Regions from separate parts of the Mus musculus genome. Here region 1 is linked to region 2. A link is a loop called in an ENCODE intact Hi-C map of the cell type or tissue named here. Cell type or tissue: left cerebral cortex. All regions are shown on one strand. Links, peaks and the distances in the headings refer to the core of each region. The heading gives the core; the rest is flanking DNA.

Region 1 (10,808 bases), core at 883-8,882, 160 kb after region 2:
TTTCAGAAGCCTAGATTGTTCCTTTCCAGCTAGACTAAGCTCTCACTAAGGATGCTATTACAACACCATTACCATACTAGTCACCCGGCAGCTCTTAGAAATTCAAATCTCCTGGCCCCTTCCCAGATGAAAAGAATCAGAAACTGTGGGTGTTCAGATGTCCAAGTGATTGGGATGCACACTGTATTTTGACCAGCACAGGCAGAAAGTCGCAGACCTGGAGGAGGCTGGGAGTGAGAGGGAAGGAAGCCAACGAACCCATCAGACAACCTAGTTACTTCCCCTGAGTGGTAGAGGGAACAAAACATCTCCAAATGGAAAAACACAGGGTCATCACAGAGGGCTTTTGCCAACTCCACTTGGCACTGTTGCTGTGAACATAATTTCCAAATTAGCCTTGGTGAGACAGGTTATGGTACTGTGATCTTTATACAGAGCCAGAGACTCAGACTTCATTTCATATTGCTTTAGAGAGAGACCTCCACAGTGTCCAGAATAAGTAACTGGGACTGTTTCTATCCCAGTATCCTTTTCTTCATCCCTTCAAGACTCATGGAAGACTCACCTCACTTCCCTATAGTGTGGAAGACTGGAAAGTGCCCCAATTCTGTCTGGAGACAGAATTGGCCCCATCAAGTCCCAGGGGCAACCAACCCTCCTTGCTCTGTTGGATGGTTGCAATGATACAGTATCATGGTTGCAATGCTACAGTATCATGGCAATATACTATAGCAAGTATTATTCCTTAGCATTTTTACTCTGTCTTCCTTGCCCATCCCACCATATCCTTTTTGTTTGTTTGTTTGTTTCTGCCTCCCTACTTGAGTTTCTAGCTTAAAATGGGCATTACACATCGAAACGCGCTTCTTCTATTTTTCCTGTTCTCTTCAGCTACTGTCAAAAAGCGACAGCTCAGGACCAGGGTGGCAGACTGTCACAGTCTCATCTGAAGAAACCACTCTTCAGGAAGAAAGTCGTAGCTGAATTCAGGCATCTCCCTTTTCCCTTCATGACTTCTTGCAGCTGTAAGGACACACAAAAAAGCACAGGACAGATGCGGGGGAGTGGGAGACAGGCTCCATATGTCCTAAGTCCGTGGTTACCTAGGTGTGGAGTCCGCGGGACTCAGCTGCTGACTAGAAGAGGGGCGTGGGCGCGGAGCGGAGCCCTCCCCCGCCGCCCCGAGCTGGGTGACTGACTGTCAGGACGCATCTGCTCCAAATTTACGACGCCTCCTCCGGCCGCGGGTGTCCTCTCTACGGCCTCTTTACCAAGTGCTGCCCCAGCTGAGGCCCCTCCCCCGGGGAGGGGGAGGCCACGCCCGTGCTTGCCGGCCGGGGGCGGGGAGCAGGTGTGAAGCGAGGGGCGCTGCGGCGCGCGTGGTCACCCTCCACCGCGCCGCGGAGACCCGGCCTCGCCCCGGCGCGCACACAATGGCGTGGGGCCAGTTGCCTAGCGGCTCATTACTTTGGCCCGCCGGGGAGCGGCTGATGGAGAAGGTGGGAGCCAAGAGCGCTGCCACCGGGTCGCTAGAAAGACAGCGGGGCCGTGGCGCGCGGGGATGATGAAGAGGTCTGCACCGGGGACCAACGGCCAACCGGAGGAGCGGGTCCTCGGCACGGCGCTGGATGGTGGGGCTGGGGAGGGACCGAGGCGCGCCTCTCGCTGTGCGGGGCGTCTGCGATGGCCCATTGTGTGTTGCCGCGCAATGTCAGCCTGAGCCCCACTGCCGCTCGCGCCGCGTGGGTGCAATTCTTTCTCTCAGCCGCCCTTTCTTCACTAAGTGAGCAGCCAGCGCCACAGACGCGTGTCTAGCGAAGGGGTTCTCCTTATATAAAGGAGTGCAAAGAGGAAAGAGACTGTACAGAAATCAATCGCATGGTGCTGGGGTTGGCTGGGTCTCTCAACCTGCCTTTCGATGAGCGGACTTTCCCTAGCTTCCCCTTTCCTCCCCAGCGCTCTGTCTCTCGAGTTTAACACCCCCTTTCTAGCTGCTGGGTCGCGGGGGTCCAGCCATTCCTTCATTTATTTATTCTCCTAGGCAGTAGATGGCTTTGGCCTCTGCAAGGGTGAAGCCTGGCTACGTGTACGTTCCACCTTTAATGCTAGGGTGAGAAGACAGCTTGGAGAGAAATGGGTAAAGAACTTAGGGGCCGGTTCTAGGTCCTTATCGTGTAGTGTCCCATGGCCAGGGACTCAGGTTGCCTTATTTAACTCTCCTCCCTAGAAAAGGACCTAAAAACGGACCAAAAAGGGTTTATGGGAGCAAGGTCTGGTAGAAAGGCTTTGAGTTCACTACAGAGGTGGATTGGATCAGATCCAATGTCACAGTCTGTCACAGCCCATGGACCAAATTTAAAGCACAGGCACGTTTTGGCCTATAAATGTATTCTATATACACTCTGTTATCCAGACTATTTTTTATGGGTAAGACAAACACACAAAATTAGAACCCTCAATATTCAGCTCAGCACTTATATATCTGATATCTGTCAATATCAATATCAACCCCGGCATCTGCTCGTGGTTTTGAAGCAAATATCAGAAACCTTACAACTTCTTCTGTAAATATTTCAATGCAGGAATCTTTTAAATAGCAGTAATGGGCCAATGAGATGGCTCTACGGGTAAATGTGCTTGCTGCCAAACCTAAGATATGATTTTAATTTGAACCCCAGACTCACAGAGTTGAAGGAGAAAAACCAACCCTCCTCACAAGTTGTCCTCTATCCTTCACAGGTGAATTCTAGCGCATGCTCAGTCCCACACATACATGCACAGATTGCACTAAAACGTTTTAAATAAAAATAAAGAGCAATAGGATTAGCATATCTAAAATAACAATCCTTTATCTAAAAATCTGATGATGGATTATCTTTAGAGAGGATTCCAGCTCACAAGTGAAAAGGAAATCGTGGAAAGGAAAGTCTCAATTTGTCCATCTCCAATGGAAGAGTGCACATATTCCACCACTGTTCCCGCTGTCTTATTCCCATCAGTGTACAGACTTAGACCCAAGTGACTATATACAGTGTGTTGTCTCTTTTAATCTGCCGTCCTTCCCATCCCTTAATTATTTTTTTTCCCTCTGTACAATTCATTTGTTGGGGAAAGCAGGTCATTTGTTCTGTGGAGTTTCCAGTCTGGGTTCTGTTGAATGTATCCCTGCGGTGTCATTTCACATGTTTTTCTGTCCCTATTATTTCCTGTAAATTGGCTGTTAGATATAGAGTCGTGATCAATTAACGCTTGATTCCCCCCCCCCTCCAGAATACGTCATAGGCAATGTGTCTCCGTCTATCAGGAGTAATGCTAATGTCTGCTGCTCTGCTTTGTCGTTATATGAGCATCCAGTGACAGTGATCACCAAGGTTCATTATTCACGGGAGACAGCTAATTCATGGCATTCTGTCTCTATCATTTCCTCATTATGAGCTGAGATACTTTTCTAAGGTGAGCCTGCCTTCAAGTATTTGTTTATCCTGCTTTGAGTAAGAAAGGCAAGACAAATGTTTGGCTTGAACTCTCTCTGCAAATCAGGCTGGTCTCGGAGCTCCACCTGCCTCTGCTTCTCAAGTGCTGGGACTAAAGGTGTGCACCATCATACCTTGCTTACTTAGTATTTTTGAAATAACCAGGTTGATTTGTTGGCATCTCCTAAAGGTAAATGATGCTTTTTAAGTTTAATCCAAGCCAAACCAAAACCTACCCAAATGGGTGGCTGGGGTTTAGCTCAGTGGTAGAGCATTTGCCTGGTATTTGATAGGCCCTAAGCTTTGTCACCAGAACTGGAAAAAAAAAAAATAGCCAAAAGAAAAACATCATTACAGTTGAGACTTAAATAGAGTTGAAGTGTTTTAGACTCGGTATGTGTTGACTGCTACTTTAAAATGAGATTCCACTAAGCTAAAGTGTCTGTTCTTTGTCCCTTTTCCAGGAGATTAGAGCAGGCTTTGCCTGAGGGGCACCATCCCTCCAGTGGGTACTTAATCTTGCCTGGGTCTTTTCTATCTCTTCCTTGGGTTGTTGCAGCTGTGTGTGTGTGTGTGTGTGTGTGTGTGTGTTGGTCAGCTAGATACATTCCAATGTTCTCACCTTATAAATGATTAAAAACTGATACAATAACTTACCTAACCCGGCCTGGATGGAAGTATCCTGGCTACTTACCAAGAGCAAAAGGAAGATTGGGGTTGGGGGCGGGGAGGAGTGGCCTGTGCCTTACCTTCTAGTTGAGCTGAGCCAGGGGCCTAGGAACATCTCAAGAAAATCTTCTCGATTCCAGGAGCATGCTTTGCAGAAGAACACTGGGCGTATTCCAAACGCTTCTCTCTGTTACCTCCCACACCCAGTCACCTTGCTTGCTAATTAGCCTCCCTGCCTTCATTTCAGGCCCCTCCCATCCACCCTCTGCACAGAGGTTTTCCAAAATATTACTCTTAATGGTTTTAAAATCCACCGCTAACTCATCATTGCCTTTATAGTACATCTAAATAGAACTTAGTACTGTCTTCAAGGTCTTTCTGCCTTCTACCCATTCTGTCACCTGGGCATGACCAGCTACACTGAATTGTGGTCCAGCTCTATACACACTGATCTGTGTAGTTTTACCCTTTCTATTAGCCCTTAGCTTTTAATTCCTATTTACAGGTTAAGACCCACTTCAAGGCTTGAAATTAAACTCTGTTTCTGACCTGCCTTGGCAGGCTGGGATTCAGCACACCAACCACTTTGCCTGCCTTTCCACAGCACAGTGTTTTCCTTAAATAGCACCTTGCTACTGGTGGCCTTTTACTTTGTTTGGAGATTTAAGTGTGTTTGGGCCCATGCTCCTAACCAGAGCTATGTCTGTATGTTCAACACTTGGAGGATGTGGCGAGTAAATGAAGTCAGATGAAAAAAATGGGTTGGTGGAGTTTTGTGCAGAGGGGATCTTTGAAGCCTTACAAAGGGGAGAAAAGACTCCACGGTGGCTCCTGGACAGAAGCCCGAGAGACACTAGGATTCCTTGTGATTGATATGGCATCCTGGAAACAGCCCAAACTCGAGCTTTTGGCTGGGTAACGCCTGGCCCTACCTGAGTTCAGCCATCCTTCAACCAGTGTGTGGATCTGTGGGTCTGTGTGTACCGATGTAGCTCCGCGCCCGCCAACCCCTCCTTCCTCCCGCTGGGAGGATAATTAAAGCGCCAAACGGCGGAGCGGGCGGGCAGTGTTCCCGGGGGCGCATTTCATCGGGGCTGATTAATGAGGCCGGAGAGTTAATGAGGAGAAAGCTAAACGGTGGAGCTGAGCAGAGGAAGCCCTCTCTGCAGCCCTGGAGGGGAGCCCTCCGAAGGCATCTCCCTCCCTCTTCTCAGCGGCAGCGGTAGTAGCGCCAGCCACATGGTGTCCCTGGCTCCACTCTCAGCTTTGACTCAGGGGAGGGGGAGTGCTCTTACCACAGCCAGCCTCAATGGAGAAGTCATTTTGTCCTTCCACTGCGGATGCTGAACAGAACCTGACCCTGCATCTAAAACAACAAAGGACGTCTGGAGAGCCCACTTTTATTTTCTTTATGGGAAACTTTGAACCTAGGTCTCAGACCACCTGCAGATTTCACTCCTGGCCAGAGCTGAGAAGCAGCTCTGCTATCATCGACCCAGCGACCTCGGGCAGGTTTAGTCCTGTGAGAGACTAATGCACCTGTAAACCCGTGTCATACTCTAGCATGCTAAACATGCCTTGCTCTTATCTGGAATGGATAATAAGAACTTGGTGTGTAGTTCTCACGTATTCTTCCCATCTGCTTTCGGGAGCAGACTCTAACATTAATACCTTGATCCCACAGATTAGGGCACTGAAACTGGGAACCGTGACATATAGCCCGCCGTCATCCAATTTAGCTACCTGTCTGCTGTGATCCAGTGACTCAGCACTTAAGCAGTGGAGCTGGTAACTGAGTGCACACAGCCATAGTTATCAGATTCTTCATTCTTAGCATCCGGTTACATATAGTGCTGTTCTCAAAGTGACTGTCGGGGATGGAACCCTCAAACAGAAAGAGAATAGTGATGATCATCTTTCCAAGAGTCTGTTTTTGGCCCTTAACCTGTGCGAGTCTGCATGAGATGGCTCAGTAATCAAGAGTGTTTGTTGCTCTTGCAGGACTGGAGTTTGATCCCTAGCATCCATATTGGGCAGTTCCCAACCTTATGTGACTTGAGTTCCAGGGGATCCAATGACCTCTTCTGGTTCCTGCGGATCCCAACAATCACACACTGGCTCGTTCCCGGGGTGGGGGGGAGGGGAGGAGGTGAGAAGAGGGGGAGGGCGAGGGGGGAGAGAGAATATATATATATATATAAAAGAATGGCTTGAGATCAATCAACTTCCAACACAGAGTGAATGAATTAGGGATTCGCTGACTCTTGAATGGGTATCTTCTGCTGAATCAAGGACACTGGAGCTACTCAGGTCTACAGAAAACAAATCTATCTGCCCCTTCTTGTCAGACACTAAATGAACCCTGAAAACTTCATCCTTGCTGATGCTACACACACACACACACACACACACACACACACACACACACACACACACACACAGTGAGAGCCAGCAGCACCTACAAAAAGGGAAGCATCAATAATTTTCTCCAAAGGAGCTTGAGTCTAGAGAAACCAATATTTAACATCCCCATTTACATTTAAAGCGTGGTTCTGATTATGAGATGGTAATGAGGGGATTAGCTAGAGGAGAGCTCCCTGCTTGCCGCCCTCTCCCATTATTTCCAACACCTCTCCCTCACCAGGCAGGGTGGGCTTACTTCTGGAAGAGGAGTGTGGGAGAGGGGGTTGGGCCCTCCCACAGGGAGAACATCCGAAATGCCAGAGCAGGGCCAGGGCCCTTCAAGACCCATGTGAGAGCCCCTTATTCATGTCTGGAATCAATTAGCCCAGGAGAGGTGATGGGTGAGATGGGAGGCACCTGACTTTGGTCCTTCCTAGTCACCTCCCCTTGTCCCCCATCTCCCCGAACGATCTCTCTCCTGTGGGATTCTGCATTGAATTCAGGGTAGCAAGTTCCTTATTTTATTCCTTGCTAAGATGAAAAGCAGAAGTTTTTGTTTTAAGATGTTAAGATTATCTTAGGACCCCACACAGTGGTGTATGACCATAAGCACAGGACTTGGAAAGTGGTGGTAGGGAGATCAGGAGTTCAAGGTCATCCTTGGCTACATAATGGATTTGAGGCCTGCCTGAGCTTATTACATAAGGCTTTGTCTCAAAGAACTGAAATCAAAACCAAAGTATGGGATGGGAGAGAAAAGAGGAAGAGAGAAGACAGGAGAGCATGACACCTCAGCCTGGTTCCTCTGTCTAAATCCCCTGCCTCTCTGAAATGATGCCCTCTCTCTCCTTGTCCAAGGTTAAAAGACCTTGCCTTTTAACCAGGCTGCAGTTTACCTCTGGCTCTTCCAATGAGGCAAGCAGTGGGGATGGAGATCACCCAAGGGGGTCACCCATCCAGAGGCCCCGTTTGTTGGTGGACAATAGTGTTCAGACAGGATAATTCAGTGTGTGATTGTGGTCACGCCCCCCCTTTTGTGCCCCTTTCAGAGCCAATCTCCCAGGCCCAGATGGGTTAATCCATAATGCAGACGAGCAAGTAATTGGCTGTCAGCCCAGCCCCCTGAACCCCCTCCCTATTAGTGCCACTACCCTAATGAAGCCCAGCTTGGAGGGCCCCCTTCTCAATGAGGTGCCGGCCCCAACTCAGTCAGACACACATGTGTCTCCGCTGCTCTGCCTGAAGCCTGGCTCCCTTTAGGGACTCCCAGCCCAGCCTCCCCGGGGTGACCCAGCTGCCAGGGTTGCAGCAGCCTTGGGGGGAGGCTGTGATGGATGGGAGGGAGTTAGTTAATAGAGCCCAAAACACATGGGCCCTGTCTCTGCACACATTGCTCCCCTCCCTGACACTTCTGCAGTGTCCTCTGGCAGCATCCTTCATCTCTTAAAGGTAGCCCCATGGAACAGTCCCCAAACTTATGTCCGACATGTACAATGCTGAAATACAGTTTAAATGGGGTTGATGAAGATGCTTTCTTGGACACTGGCCCAAGTCATTGCTACATAGCCCATCCACAGTCTTTGCCAAGTTAAGTCCTCATGTTAGTTTTTTTTGTTTGTTTGTTTTGTTTTTTCCTTTTTCCGGAGCTGAGGACCGAACCCAGGGCCTTGGGCTTGCTAGGCAAGCGCTCTACCACTGAGCTAAATCCCCAACCCCCCTCATGTTAGTTTTGACCAGAGGTGAATGTCAGGGATCCACAGTCTCTTTCTTAACCAACAGCTTTTTTTCTCTTCACAGTTTGACCTCCCCTCTCTGTCTCATGACCATAATTCTATTGCCACTCTCTTCCAAACCAATTCCTCAGCTCCAAGGCAGGACCCGCACCAAGCCCAGCAGAGGCGACCGACTCTACAGCCCAGTGCTGCTTGGCATAGCATATCAGGCTTGAATTCCCTGACTGGAAGCCAAGTGGGTGGACATTTGTTTAGAATTTCACAGAAGGCTGTTTTAGGGGATGTTTGCAAAAGGACCATCATTGTCTGACTCCCCACACTTACGTCCTAACCTCTTTGCTCCCTCCTTTCATTGAATGCAAAGGTAGACCATCATATCAAACCAAGGAGGGAAGGTGGTATGGTTGTTATTTGGTCTTGGGCAGTTCTCAAGTTGACCATTGAGGCAGAAGCTCTGCAGCCTGAAGGTTCTAAGCACACAAGCTGTCTGTCTCCTCAGCCAACTAGCCCTTTTATAAGTAATCTTTTAAAATTCTTTTCATTATTGATGTTGAAAATCAGGTCGGAGTGTGAGCATGTTTGACATATGCTTATAATCTCAGCATTAGATAAAGAGAGAGGTTTCTGAGTTCAAGGTCAGCCAGAGCTACATATTGAGACTCTGTTTCAAATAAGAAAAAGTGTGGGAAGGATGAAAAAGAAAAGGATACATTCTTTCTCACGTGATTCAACAGTTGCTTACACATTTGATTTCTTCTTTTCTATTTCTCTATGTATAAATCATTTAACATAATAAAATAGAAGTTTGTTTAGTGTCTACATACCAGGCATAGCACTTAATCATTTTTATACCTGCATTGTAATTGCAGATTCATTCCTGTTTCCTTCTCCTTTTTCAGTAGCAGGGCTTTTGTCGTGGGAAGGGTAAATCTTCTCATCATGGAGTATTTAGAGATAGGGGCCTGAGACTATCAATGTACAAATCCATAAGGGGTTCCAGTCACAGTAGGAAATCCCTTTGTGATTAAGCCTCCTGCTGATAAGTGCAAGGTGAAAGGGACAGCGGCAGGAGACTGAGGAAAGTCCAGCCCCCTTTGTGATGAGATGGGTGAACAACTCCAGTGCTGAAATAGCATCCCGAGGTTGCTCCTAGGAAATGCTGAATATGTATGAGCTATGCAATCAGGACTGAGGAGGTAAGGCTTAAAGAATAAACGGGGCTGCAGGGTGGGGGGTGGTCAATAGGCACGGAGAAGAGAAAAGGACAGGAGAGAAAAGGAAAGAAAAATATGTTTTCTACATAGTAACCTCTCCTTCTATTCCTTTGCTCTCTATGTAGATGGGGACCGAGGCTACAGCAAGGCTGGGCTTCTCGGGTTGTTCTTCTCTGTGGGGAGCTCGGAGAGATTTTTGGAGTCACCTTTATGCTAAGGATTGAGCTTCTGGAGAGCCAATGGAAAAGAACACCTCATGGTGTGAGAAACCAACAGGGAGTAAAGGGTCCCTGTTGATTCTGGAGCTAAATCTGGCATTCAAGGAGAATAGGAAAACAAAAAACAAAAACAAAACAAAACAAAACAAAACAAAAAAACTATGAACCCATAAGCAACAACAAAGCATGAACAACTCTCAGCTATGTGACCTGGAAAACTCACATATGTATTTAACACAAAAGCATTTCCCTCTGAATGGGACTCATTAGAGACAAGGGAATATTCCTCTTTAATTGAAAAGTGGGACATCCTCTGTAGGACTTAGGGGATTTGAAGATCCTAATTGGTCTCTTCCTTTGTTAATTTCATTCCCACCAAAGAAGAAGGGCCAGGGGAGGGGAAAAAGAGGGAGAGAGATGAAAGAAATTAAGAAGAAATGTAAGAGAGTCCATTTTGGACTTTCCCGAGATTGGAGAAACGCCAGGTATTACAAATACGAGCAAATACAGATAGCAGCAGGATTACTCGAGAGGCTGGAGAATTTCAGACTTAAAAACAGAATAGCAGAAAAGGAGTCATAGGTCTTGGTGAATTTCATACAGCAAAGTGACTGTAGATGTCATTCTGCCCCTTGAATTATGCATGAGGGTAGAATATGTCCTTGTGGGAGGTGGGGCAAGGGAAGCTTTGCTTCTGCTAAGGAGATGCAGGGTTTTTGTGGAGATGCTGTAAGCCTTTCTGATTAAGCCTATCTGTGTAGGGTCCTGGACCCTCCATTTCCTAATCAGATAGCTCTGGGCCACTTCTTAAACCACTCTGCTTGTCTCCCCACCTATGACATATGAATAATAACTGTACCTAATTTTATAGTTATTAGAGTGAATGGAGTAAATACATCAAACACACACAGACCAGCCTTAGTATGTTAATAATATCTTCAGCACTAAATGAGGCCCTTTAATAATGTGTCCTATGTATATGGTGGGTACCAGAAATACGAAGATAAAAGAAACAAAGAAACTCCCTCCCTTGCTCTTTAACAGAACTTGGAATTTATGGAGAGGAAATAAAAATAAAACAACATCTATGAGAACGAG
Region 2 (10,808 bases), core at 1,914-9,913:
GTGAATCTTTTAAATGGCATTGTTTAATAATAGGTTTTCTTAAAGGGAATAATGAGACTACAAAGAATAAAAGCTATAGAAACCAAACAAGAAGGCTTAAGACATATAAAAGTACTCTAGTTTATACTTTCACAAAATTATTTCTTTTTATTATATGTGCATTGATGTTTTGCCTGCATGTATGTCTTTGGATCCCCTGGAACTGAAGTTATAGACGGGTGTGAGCTGCCATGTGGCTGTTGGGAATTGGACCTGGGTCCTCTGGAAGAGCAGCCAGTGAATGATCTTAACCACGGAGCCATCTCTCCACGCCATCTAATTTATACCTTTATCAAAGACAGAAATGAAAGGAAACCACGGCTTGGTTGTTCAGATTCCTCAACCTCAAACTCAAATAGTTCTCAAAAACAGAGAACTAGATAGTCAAAAAAGGCAAGCAAAGATAAATCGGCTTGGATGACAGAGCTAGGGATAGCAGTAACCTTTAACCTTTTTAGGGAGAAAACCTAGTATATAAGCACAATTAGTGCCAAACAATAGCTTCTTTAGATTGTGAAATCAAATTATTTAAAGTGCTCAGATTGGATCCTACACATGATAAGTTCTTAGTGAACAGAAGCAGCCTTCCTTCCTTGTTACTCCTTTTTCCTTCTCCTTCATTATCACCAACACTGACTTAGCTGAGATGCTCCATTACCTGTGAAACAGTCATCTGCATGTTACTCTGCCCACTGCAAAGCCAGACATCTCCAAATAAGACATCATGGACTCTCAGGGTGAAATTCATTGTCCCCAAAGTCTGTTGCGCCATCACTTCAAAAGGTCCCCCAGGCTTCATAGGGTCCAGTACCACCATCCAGGTGTTGGAGGGTTCTGAAACAAAAACAGACTTCAAGGGGTTAATCAACCAACCACCTAAAGTAGAGTTAAACACCAACTGCACCTCATTTGTGGCTAAGCTCAGGCTCTGTGACAAAGTGTATGCAACTCTATAAGGATTGGCCAAATTCCAGGCAAGGGGGTAGAGCTGTTGAGAACAGCAGCCTTTTTATCCCTAATCTGTACCAATCCCTTCTTATTTTTAACTAAGGCATTTACAAGAAAAATTAGTTACCCAGTTATAATCCTAAATTAGGAGAGACAAAAATACACATAGATTAAATTTCAAGGATAGTTAGTTGACAAGGAAAAAAAAAAAACAGAAAACAGAAATTCTCATTACACCATCCAACTGTCAATATTACCGTAATCTAATCTTTCTGATTTACACAGCACCCTGAACTAACTTGCAATTATCCAATCGCATGTAAGCACAGGTTCAGAAAATCATTTCTAATCTGAATCTTTCTTTTACTAAGGGTCACCCTTGCCATCTATCGCTAACAAGTATCAACACAGTCAGTGGCACTGGGTTCTGCCATCAGTGCACAGGTGCACGGAGACACATCAACAAGTAGCAGTTAGCATATAAATTGATCTCAGTGAAAAGGACATTTTAGCTGGCTCAATCGAATATTTCAGAGTGACATACAAGACTTGAGGTTCTGCGACACCACTAAGAAATGAGAAGCCATGAAAGACCCTATTTTAGACATTCATAGCTTGCTTCCTAGAAACCACACCTCCCATTGCCCTTCTTCTCAGCCACTGGATCACTGCTGTCAACCTCATACACAGAGACTTAAGACAAAAAAAAGAACCAGAAAACGTGAAAATACTGGAGCAGTGAAACAGGAGCCTAGAAAAGGCAGAGAAAAACAGTTTAACACAAAAATGTCAAACATAATCTGGCTTATCTATTGCCATCAGATCAATGTAAATCCAAAGGGAAAGAATGAGGAGACCAGGAGATGGAGCATTGTAATGTTATTGCCCTAACCTATGAGAAGAAATAATTATAGAAATACCATCTGAGTGCATACTCCATGCTGGACACTGTCCAAGGTTCCTCCCAGCCAGCAACAACTAAGCAGAAGCAGGAAATGTCCAGATGAGCCCTTGCAAATTAGTGAAAACTGAAGCCTTAAAGGTTGCCTGGAGTGGTGGAGGAAATATCTAAACGTTTGGTCCTCTGAAGAGCGGTACTAGCTGAGCCTGGAGCTCTGCCTCCAGAAGGTCGGCTAAACCCAGGACCATGCGCTCACGATTGCATTTCTCTGACCAATAAGCCAGGCATCAGCATATAAAATGCAAAATTCAACCTAAACCAGAAAAATCACTGTTTTGGAAACAGTGGGCAGCTAGGACAGATTGTGTGGCACAGGTGTGATGTGCTCCGTATGGCTCACACTTATGAACAGGCAGACGTTCCAATCTGTCCTAATACAGGCTTGCCAAGGTCTTTCCAGGCTTCCTGCACTGACACACCTTACTGAGGCTCCGTCCTTCTGCCAGAAGCACTGCTGATGTGTGCTGATGGGGTCAACTGCCAGAGAACCTAACACAGGACTAGTTCTCAGCCTCCTGTGTTCATCTAGTGCATTCAGAGCTATTAATTGGGTATTTTCCCTTAGCTTTTTCAATACACATGGCTAGTGACAAAAACTCTCCCTAGCACTTCCAACAAGTGTGCACATCTATGGTGGTTTGAATAAGATTGGCCCCCAAAGGCGCATATATTTGAATGCTTACGGAGAGGAATTAGGAGGTGTGGCCTTGTTGGAGTAGGTGGAGCTTTGGAGGAATTGTGTCATTGGGGTTGGACTTTTGGGGTCTCAGTGTTCAACAAGGCTCAAGTCTCTCTCTTCCTTCTGCCTACCAACCTAGATGTAGACCTCTGGGCTCCTTCTCCAGCATCATGTCTGCCCATGTGCTACCATGCAGCCGGCCATGACGACAATGGATTAAACCTCTGAACTTGTATGCCAGCCCCAAGTAAATGTTTTCCTTTATAGAGTTGCCATGGTCATGTGATCTCTTCAAATAAAACCCTAACTAAGACAATGTCCAGCAACAAAAAGACAGGAAAGAAAATTGGCAAAGCAGTGGCACCATTTCACTACAGCCAGAAAAATGAATGAGCTCCTGGTAGGACCTAGAACCTCAGGAAAGCTGAACCTGGAAAATGAGTCTTGATTCCAACATCTTTTGTACCAGAAAAATTTGCCTTCAACTTCTCAAAAAGCTTCCTTCTTGGCTAGCTAGCCTAAGGTCTTTTGGTTCCTAGCATTTTTCCACTCCCATTTAAGAAAAAGAAAAATATGCCCTGACACAATGCTGTAAAGCAGGAGAAACTTGCACTGTAGAGAATTCACTGATGGGCACAGGAGCTCAAGAGATAACTCATACAAGCCCTATGATGTCTTAGACCAAGGGCAAGGGTGGGATTGGAAAGTCAGAAGCCACCATGTTCCATGAGGAGCGTTAGTCTTTGTTTGGATAGTCAGTTCAGAACAGGGTGCATGGTGATGAGCATGCCATGGGGCACTTAAGAGCTTTTAGAATGTTAGCCCATCAAGACTACTAGGATGAGCTCAAATAGTAATTCTAAGTCCCCAACCATAAAGCTCACCGTCACTGATTTCAGCAGCATCCAATGGGCTTGCTGCTGGTTCTTGGCCTTCTGAGCCACAGCTGCTCTGGTCCTGCCTTATGAACAGTAGTCGTTTGTTCCCTGTTACCTCTTTGGCCAGTCCAGGCCCAGGTTTCTCTAAGTTTTCATTTCACTGTATTCAAACCTCTGTGTTCTTACATTTTTTCTTCTACCATCTAGGAAGATCAATCTCCTGCCGTCGTTTTACCACTACTTAGCCTACAAACATTTTGCCAAGCATTTCATCGAGTAAATGACAACAATGAACTCCAACCCTGGCCTACCCTGATAAGAAGGCCATGCTTCATGTTTTCACATGTTAAGAGCATGTCTGGTTGTTTGCCTCTGACAACTGATTTATATAGTACAGCAAAAGGCATACACAAAGAAAGAGCTGTCTGTCTCTCTTTTCTCTCTGGCTTCCCCAGTTAACTCAAGATGTAAACCACAACCACAAGAACGAAATAAAAATAATTTGTTCAGAGACATGATTAGTCATAAAGCACTTTCTTGCTTTTCTTCTTATTAATCAAATCAAATGTTATCTTTTTCAGGTTATTGTGATGAATATCAAGAAGGGGAGGGGGTACCCATGGCCTTTATCTTCCTAAAAAGAAAACCTAGGGCTCACAAGAAACAGCTTTCTTCACCTCTCCACACAGAACCCTGACTTTTCATCAGCTAAAACATGATCCTGTGGCTTTCAAATGTGGCTTGAAGGTGAAGGATGCCTTAGTGCTCATCCCTTACCACCTACATTTATTTTATAGCTTACAGTTCAAATATACCACCACCAAACAAGAATGAAGTAAAAAGTAAATGCTTTATATGAGTAAAACTGCTTATGAAAATGATAAAAGTCATAGCATGTTGTGGCAGATACACCTTAGGGTGGGTTCTAAAGTTATAGTCTTATATTATTCTTGCTCCTCTGGAACAAACAGAATCTGTAACTTGCATTCAATAGTTCTACATCAGAGGAGAGGGGAAATGTCCCTCTTGAGACTTGGTTATATTATATGGGGAGGAAGGAGTAAAGTCTACGGCATCTCCGTCACAATGACTATCATTAAGAAAACAGGTGACACCCGATCCTGGTGAGGATGTAGGGAAGGGGAACCTTTATTTACTACCAATAGAAATATAAACCGACTACACATCTATGAAAATTAATGTGCAGCTAGCCTGGTTTACAGAGCAAGTTCCAGGACAGCCAGAGACACACAGACAAATGTTGTCTCAAAAACAACAACAGAGGATAAGTCAGGCAAGGGGTGGGGGAAGGGCAGGGGAGTGAATATGAACAAAATACAATGATACATACGTGTGAAATGCCAATAATTAAACCCATTAATTTCATATGCTTTCAAAAGTAGACTGGGGATATAGCTTAGCAGACAGAGTACCTGCCTAGCATGTTTAATTCAGTCCCCAGTACTATGTAACCTGGGTGGGGTGGTTCATTCCTATGATCCCACCCTTTAGGGAATAGAAGTAGAAGAATCAGAACTTCAATGAAATTCTCAGCTACAAGAAAGAAAAGAAAAGAAAAAAAAACCTAGGCACTAAGCATAGGAAGTTTTGGAATTCTTCACATTCAGTATATCTCACAGATCACAAAGAGAGGCTGGAGAGATGGCTCAGCTGTTAAGAGAACATGCTGCTCTTGGAGTAGACCTGAGTTTAGTTCCCAGCATCTACTCTTCTACGTTTTTATCCCTTCCTCAAAGAGACCACTTTATTCTCACCTTGAACCTTCATCCTCACAGCTACACTCCCAGGTCAAGGCCTCATCATGTGTATCTGGATATCATAAGAGCCTCCTAACAGCTCTATCAACCCTATCTGATGACTGCCAAACTCTATCAGTCTGCTCCTGTGCTTTTATGCTTAAAGTCTACAGATCCAGGATTTAAATGCTTTAGCAGAGATAAACAAGCCGCCATACTGGCCCTTCTCCTGTCACCTACCATCAGTCACTTAGCCCAGTGTCCCAGACCAACCTACCTACACGGGATTTCTCCAGTGTTACTGATGTACCTGTGTCTATGTCTAGGACGTTTTCTCTTTCAAAACCAGCCTTAAATTAAGTCCATTACTCTACTACCTTGCTAAGCTCTCTCTCTCTCTCTCTCTCTCTCTCTCTCTCTCTCTCTCTCTTTCTCTCATACACACACACAGAGTCCTTCTTTACTATTGCATATCTCAAAGAACTATGAGTGTTCTTTATTTTCCTGCCTCCTCCCCTAACCTTCAGGCTTCACTAAGGGAGAGGCTCCATCTGTTTTATTCATCACTTTATCATCAGTACCTAGCACAGTATCTAGCACACAGTAGGTACTCAATAAATATTTGAATTACTGAATAAGTAATAGTAGCAGTAGTGGTAACAATAATGGCCAAACAAGTTAATGTGACAAGCACTGTTCCAACTACTTTATATGCATTTACTCCTCATAATAATCCATTAAGAATTCGTACAACCCCCCCAAAAAAACAAACTGTCACAGATATATTTAATATATTCTTAAATTACATACCTAAAAATAACAGACAGAATCAGAACTCTGACAGTAAACTAAAAATTCAAGTTCTTCACAAGATCACCAAATTGACTCTCTTTTCAAATTGCTTGTAGGACTTATTTCAACTTGTGTGTGTGTGTGTGTGTGTGTGTGTGTGTGTGTGTGTGTGTGCCCAGAGTACCCCTGGAGCTGGAGGTTACACAGAATTATAAGTCACCCTATGTGCATGCTAGAACTAAACCCAGGTCCTCTGCAAGAACAGCAAGAGCTCTTAACCTCTGAGCCACCCTCTCACCTCTAGACTGCCTGCCTCAACTATCATCTTCTGTGACAACTTTCCATAGCAACCAGACTGAGGTGGATGTCTTCTCTAGCTCTTGGAAGTCCACAGATATTTTATGTGTTCATCCAACGACTACATAATTTGTTCTGTTCAATGAGCCCCTTGGTGAAGGGAACTTTGAGCCTTGTTACCATTTGTGGTATCTTTAGTGTTTACCCACATAGTATCTCAAATAACTCTTATGGATGGATGGGTGGATGGATGGATGGATGGATGGATGGATGATGGATGGATGGATGGATGGATGGATGATGGATGGATGGATGGATGGATGATGGATGGATGAACAGATGGATGGATGATGGATGGATGGATTGACAACTTGAGGGGGAGCCATAAGCATTCATTTTCAGATAATCCAGCAGGTGGCAGAAGAGGACAATAACTGAACAGAGAATGGGCTGCCTTACCTTTCACACTGGTCACTTTCTTCATGATGGTTTCCTGACCTTGGCACAAGGTCACTGTCACTGTGGCTCCAGGTGTACCAAAGCCCCAGATCACAGCCCCTGAAGGCTCCTTCTGCAGCACCATGTAATTATCGATGTATGAAGCAAAGCGAAAACCAATACCTATAAATATCAACAAGCACTTAGGAGAACATAATCAGGAGATTCAGCATCATGTGGATCCGGTAAAAGGAAGTAACATATAGTCCCTATACTAAAGAATATGAGCCCACTTAAGCCTTTTAATCTTCCAAAACCGGGTCCAGTTGCTCCAGATTAAATAAACAACATAATAAGAACAGTTTCCAACAATATGTATCACAGCAGAACATGACCATTAAGAGAAACTTAGAACCCAAGATAACAACTAATGTACATGCTCTCCTTCCTTCCCCTTCACAGTTCTTGGCCAACCCTTGCTCTAAAACTTGGCTCTAGAATTTAACATTCCTCTCTCAAGTCACTAAAATGAACCTTCCATGCACCTCACAGATGGTGATGATAAGAAAAACAAGGCACTTCCTTCCCTAACTCTCCATCACTGTGCCCACTCCTAGTAGCTCATAGGTCCTCTAATGTTGCTGTACCCATCTTTGGCTCCTCCTCTCCATCCTATCAATGCCAAACCCCTTCAAGTGTTTTCTCTTGAGGGTTTATTTTGTTGTTGATGATGATGTAATTTTGTTGATTGGTTTTGTTTGTTGCTTTTTGTCTTTGATGACCTGGTTTACCACACTTACGACTGTGAAAATGTTTCCTTTCCAGTAAGCTCAGATAAGTCAGGAGACAAAAATACGATCGTGGAGAGACAGAAGGTTAAAAATCTCTGAGAAAAAGTCTTGTCACCATTTCACAAGCAAAGAAAAGAGGAGGCACACTTGCATATTGGATTCTGTGCTAAGAATCACTAACAAGACTGAATAAGAATTCACTTTAACGAGATCTTTTCTATTTTTAACTCATAGCCTATATCGGAGAACTTTTTAAATAACAAGCATTGATCCAAATGATCCCAGTGAGCTCATAGAAATTTAAGTAGGAAAATCATAAAATCATCCCAATTTGTCTCAGCAGGGGAGAGTTTTTAAAAATCCTACAAAGAAAATATTTTACAAAATTAAGGGCTTTTTGGTTTGTTTTGGTTTGGTTGGTTTTTGGTTTTTTGTTTTTAATAAAAGTGATAGACAGGGAAGAGAATTAGAATTAACAAAGCTGACATTTTCCTTGCTGAAAGCTACAAAAGATGGCAGGCCCCTTAGGCTATACTTAACAGGGCAGTCGAGCTAATGGGGGTCCCCTCACAAGCTTGGTGGCCTATTAATACTGCTTTTTAAGTTACAGGCTAACCCTAAAAATCCTCAGTTTTCTTTCTCACTCCGGAGCTAGTTCGATCAGGAAGCCTACATGGCAATCAAGGATTATCCGGAAAGCTTAACAACCTCAAGAAGCATGTACCATGAGCAAAATACTCTGGAACCACAACATCCCAGAATTGCATAAGCAGGATGGCAGCCTGCTGGGGAAACCGGGAGGCATATGTGTGGGAGGGCCCTGTCTTGGGTAGATACAGAACAAAAGCTGAAAAGTAAACGCATAAATAAGAGCTAAGCAAAGAGAAGACTTGAGTTGGAAGAACAGAGTGAAGAAAATATTCCTTACATGGGCAACAATGTTGCAGTCCATAGGATGGGGAATGCCTTCCCAAGCCCTTCTGTGTTTGCCAACATTCAGTTATAGAAGCTCTTTGTGAATGGATTTATGGTGAGAAAAAAAAAATTTAGAGGTGGAAATTATCTTTATAATAAACGTGTTAATTGTGTTACTACCGATGAAGAGATATAACCTAACCACATTACCCATCAAGGGACTAGAGCACAAATAGATTAAGCAATTTTAAAGAATAATTAGAACAGCTATGAATTCAATGAATATCTCTTTAATGATACCTAGTACTTTACACATTGAGACTGCAACCCTGGAAGGAAAAATAATTCCAATAGTAGATAAAAATTCTTGCTGCCAAGGATCTTACAATCTACTAGGAGCTTACTCGTGTAGCAGAGTTCTTAAGAAAGAAGACAGTAATGTCCTTGACAGGCCTCAGAAGGTAGTTTATGACAGAATGAGAATCAACGTCATCTAATTCCAAAGGAATTGCAATTTCATTTTTGCTGTGAGGATAATGGTAATGGGACCACAAATTCCTAGCACTCCAGCCAAGAGCTTTATCACTGAGCTATATTCTCATCCCCCCCCCCAAATTTCATTTATTGACAGTCTATGGATGAGGTCCACTCTTTCAGTGATACAAAGAAAAGAAGGGTGGGTGGCTCCAGCAGTAACCTTTTACTTTAAGTGAATAGATTCCTATCTTTTGATATCTCCATGCAGAGGGCAATGTCCAGCTCAGGTTAGTCAGATGACAAGCTCTGACCTGCACAATGGCCAGTGTGAAATAGCTCCCTCTCCAGTGTGATGAGTCTTACCCCTCCACTAGTATCTCTTAGGCTGTATCAAAATTCAGAGCTGAACCTTAAATTATTCTGAGCTAGTGAGGGGGTTGTATTTCTTAGCCCTAATAACCACTTAGAAACTAGTAAAATTTAATTCCCTCAAGGCACCCATCCCGACAGAAGCCCTCCCCAAGGGCACTACTGAGGGGGCAGGTGTTGAAGTATTTTGGATGACTCAGACACCTGTTTCCAAATATTATCTAACTAAGCTTCGCCCCCTTCTCTTTGAGCTCTCCTCAAGGCTTCGGTCTGGGGACTCTGGAGCCTATTCCAATGGGTAAACCGAAGTCTCTCCCTGCCTCCTATGCTGCAAATGAGGTACCCTGCATGAAAAAGGCAGTAGATGGGCCCAACAGTACCTTGAGCCAGAACTAGGTGCGAAAAGTCCAGTTCTGACTCAAACCAGACCTTTAAAGGGGACGCATGCCATGATCCTGCAGAAGATCTGAAAGGCAAGGGTCCGGCACAGCTGTGACACCTCACCTGCACTTCTGCTGACTCGCGCGATTATGAGCAGCACTATCCCAAACACAGGCCCCGGGGAAACCATGTTTGTGAAGATCCTGATTAACCCGCCGAATTCAGGAAGAGCCCCTATGCGGGGGCGGGGACAGGGCAGAGGCGTGGTCTTGCGTAGTGGGCGGGGCCTGGGAGGGTCTACCTATCGGGCCCCACCCTCAAGCCTTCAGTACGCGAAACCATCAGCGGCGCGGCGCGGCGCGGCGCAGGGCGCTCCCCTCCCGGCCTCCGTAGTTAAAAAAAAAAGAAAAAAGAAAAAAGAAAAAAAAAAACGGTTACCCAGCAACGAGATAAAACACTGGAACCATCCGCACCAGCTTGAAGAGAAAGAAGAGGTGAGGCAGTTTCCCCCACTCCCTCTCCAATGTGGAGGCTTCGCCATTTTCCTTCGTGCCGTAGTCTCTCCGCATCTCCAATACTCCCGCAACTCCTGGACCAGACAGAGAGCCTGGCAAGCCCTTTCTCGGAGAATCTGGAACGCTAGGTCTTTGGCGTCCCGCCCACGGTTTGACCTGCTTCCCCTCGACAGCCTGTCCTCCCCCGCCCGGTTCAGGGCTTTACACAGCTCTCAAGATTCGATATCTAATCTGCTGTTTGTGGCCAAAAGAGAGAAAGGGAAGAGACTCCACAGGTTAGGCCTTGTTAAACCTCTAGTCCTCCAGCCTCGACCCCAACCAGCGCCGCCTTTGTGCTTCTTGGGGGAGGCAGAGGGAGCACACGCCCAGACCCGAAGCTCTCTTTTCTCAATAATCAAATCCTATGTCAGCCACCTTTAAGCCAGTCCTCGAATAATAAGATAAAAGAAGGCCTGAGAAAACCAGAAAATAAGATTCCCCAAACATCAAAAGCTGACTCCCAAATACACGACCTCCCCTTTCACAATCCCTCATCAGAAAGCAGAGGCACTTGAGAACATGCTTCAAAAGT

The links. Hi-C counts contacts between places; a loop is a spot of excess contacts. Peaks named below come from ENCODE experiments on the same cell type or tissue, not always from the same donor. Only the 100,000 strongest peaks of a DNase experiment are listed, where the experiment ranks them.
Region 1: it touches region 2 in a loop (7-fold over the local background); 33 of 42 quality-filtered maps call a loop at or near these places.

Annotation. Positions count from the first base shown.
Region 1 is chr9:37,451,174-37,461,981 of GRCm38, reverse strand. No RefSeq gene overlaps it. Among named protein-coding and RNA genes, the nearest start is that of Robo3, 23 kb to the right of the region's middle. In left cerebral cortex, for the core only: a CTCF peak has its summit at 5,381; DNase peaks (open chromatin) are centred at 1,172, 1,691 and 5,281; H3K4me3 peaks cover 1,907 bases; H3K27ac peaks cover 1,432 bases.
Region 2 is chr9:37,612,964-37,623,771 of GRCm38, reverse strand. Siae (sialic acid acetylesterase) reads right to left here and starts at 9,951. Exons shown (of 10, transcript NM_011734.4): 1 at 9,846-9,951; 2 at 6,811-6,972; 3 at 698-873. The coding sequence starts at 9,912. It overlaps Spa17 (sperm autoantigenic protein 17), which reads left to right and starts at 10,052. Exons shown (of 5, transcript NM_011449.2): 1 at 10,052-10,216. In left cerebral cortex, for the core only: a CTCF peak has its summit at 6,776 (motif pointing right); DNase peaks (open chromatin) are centred at 2,255, 6,869, 7,289 and 8,364; H3K4me3 peaks cover 498 bases; H3K27ac peaks cover 4,041 bases.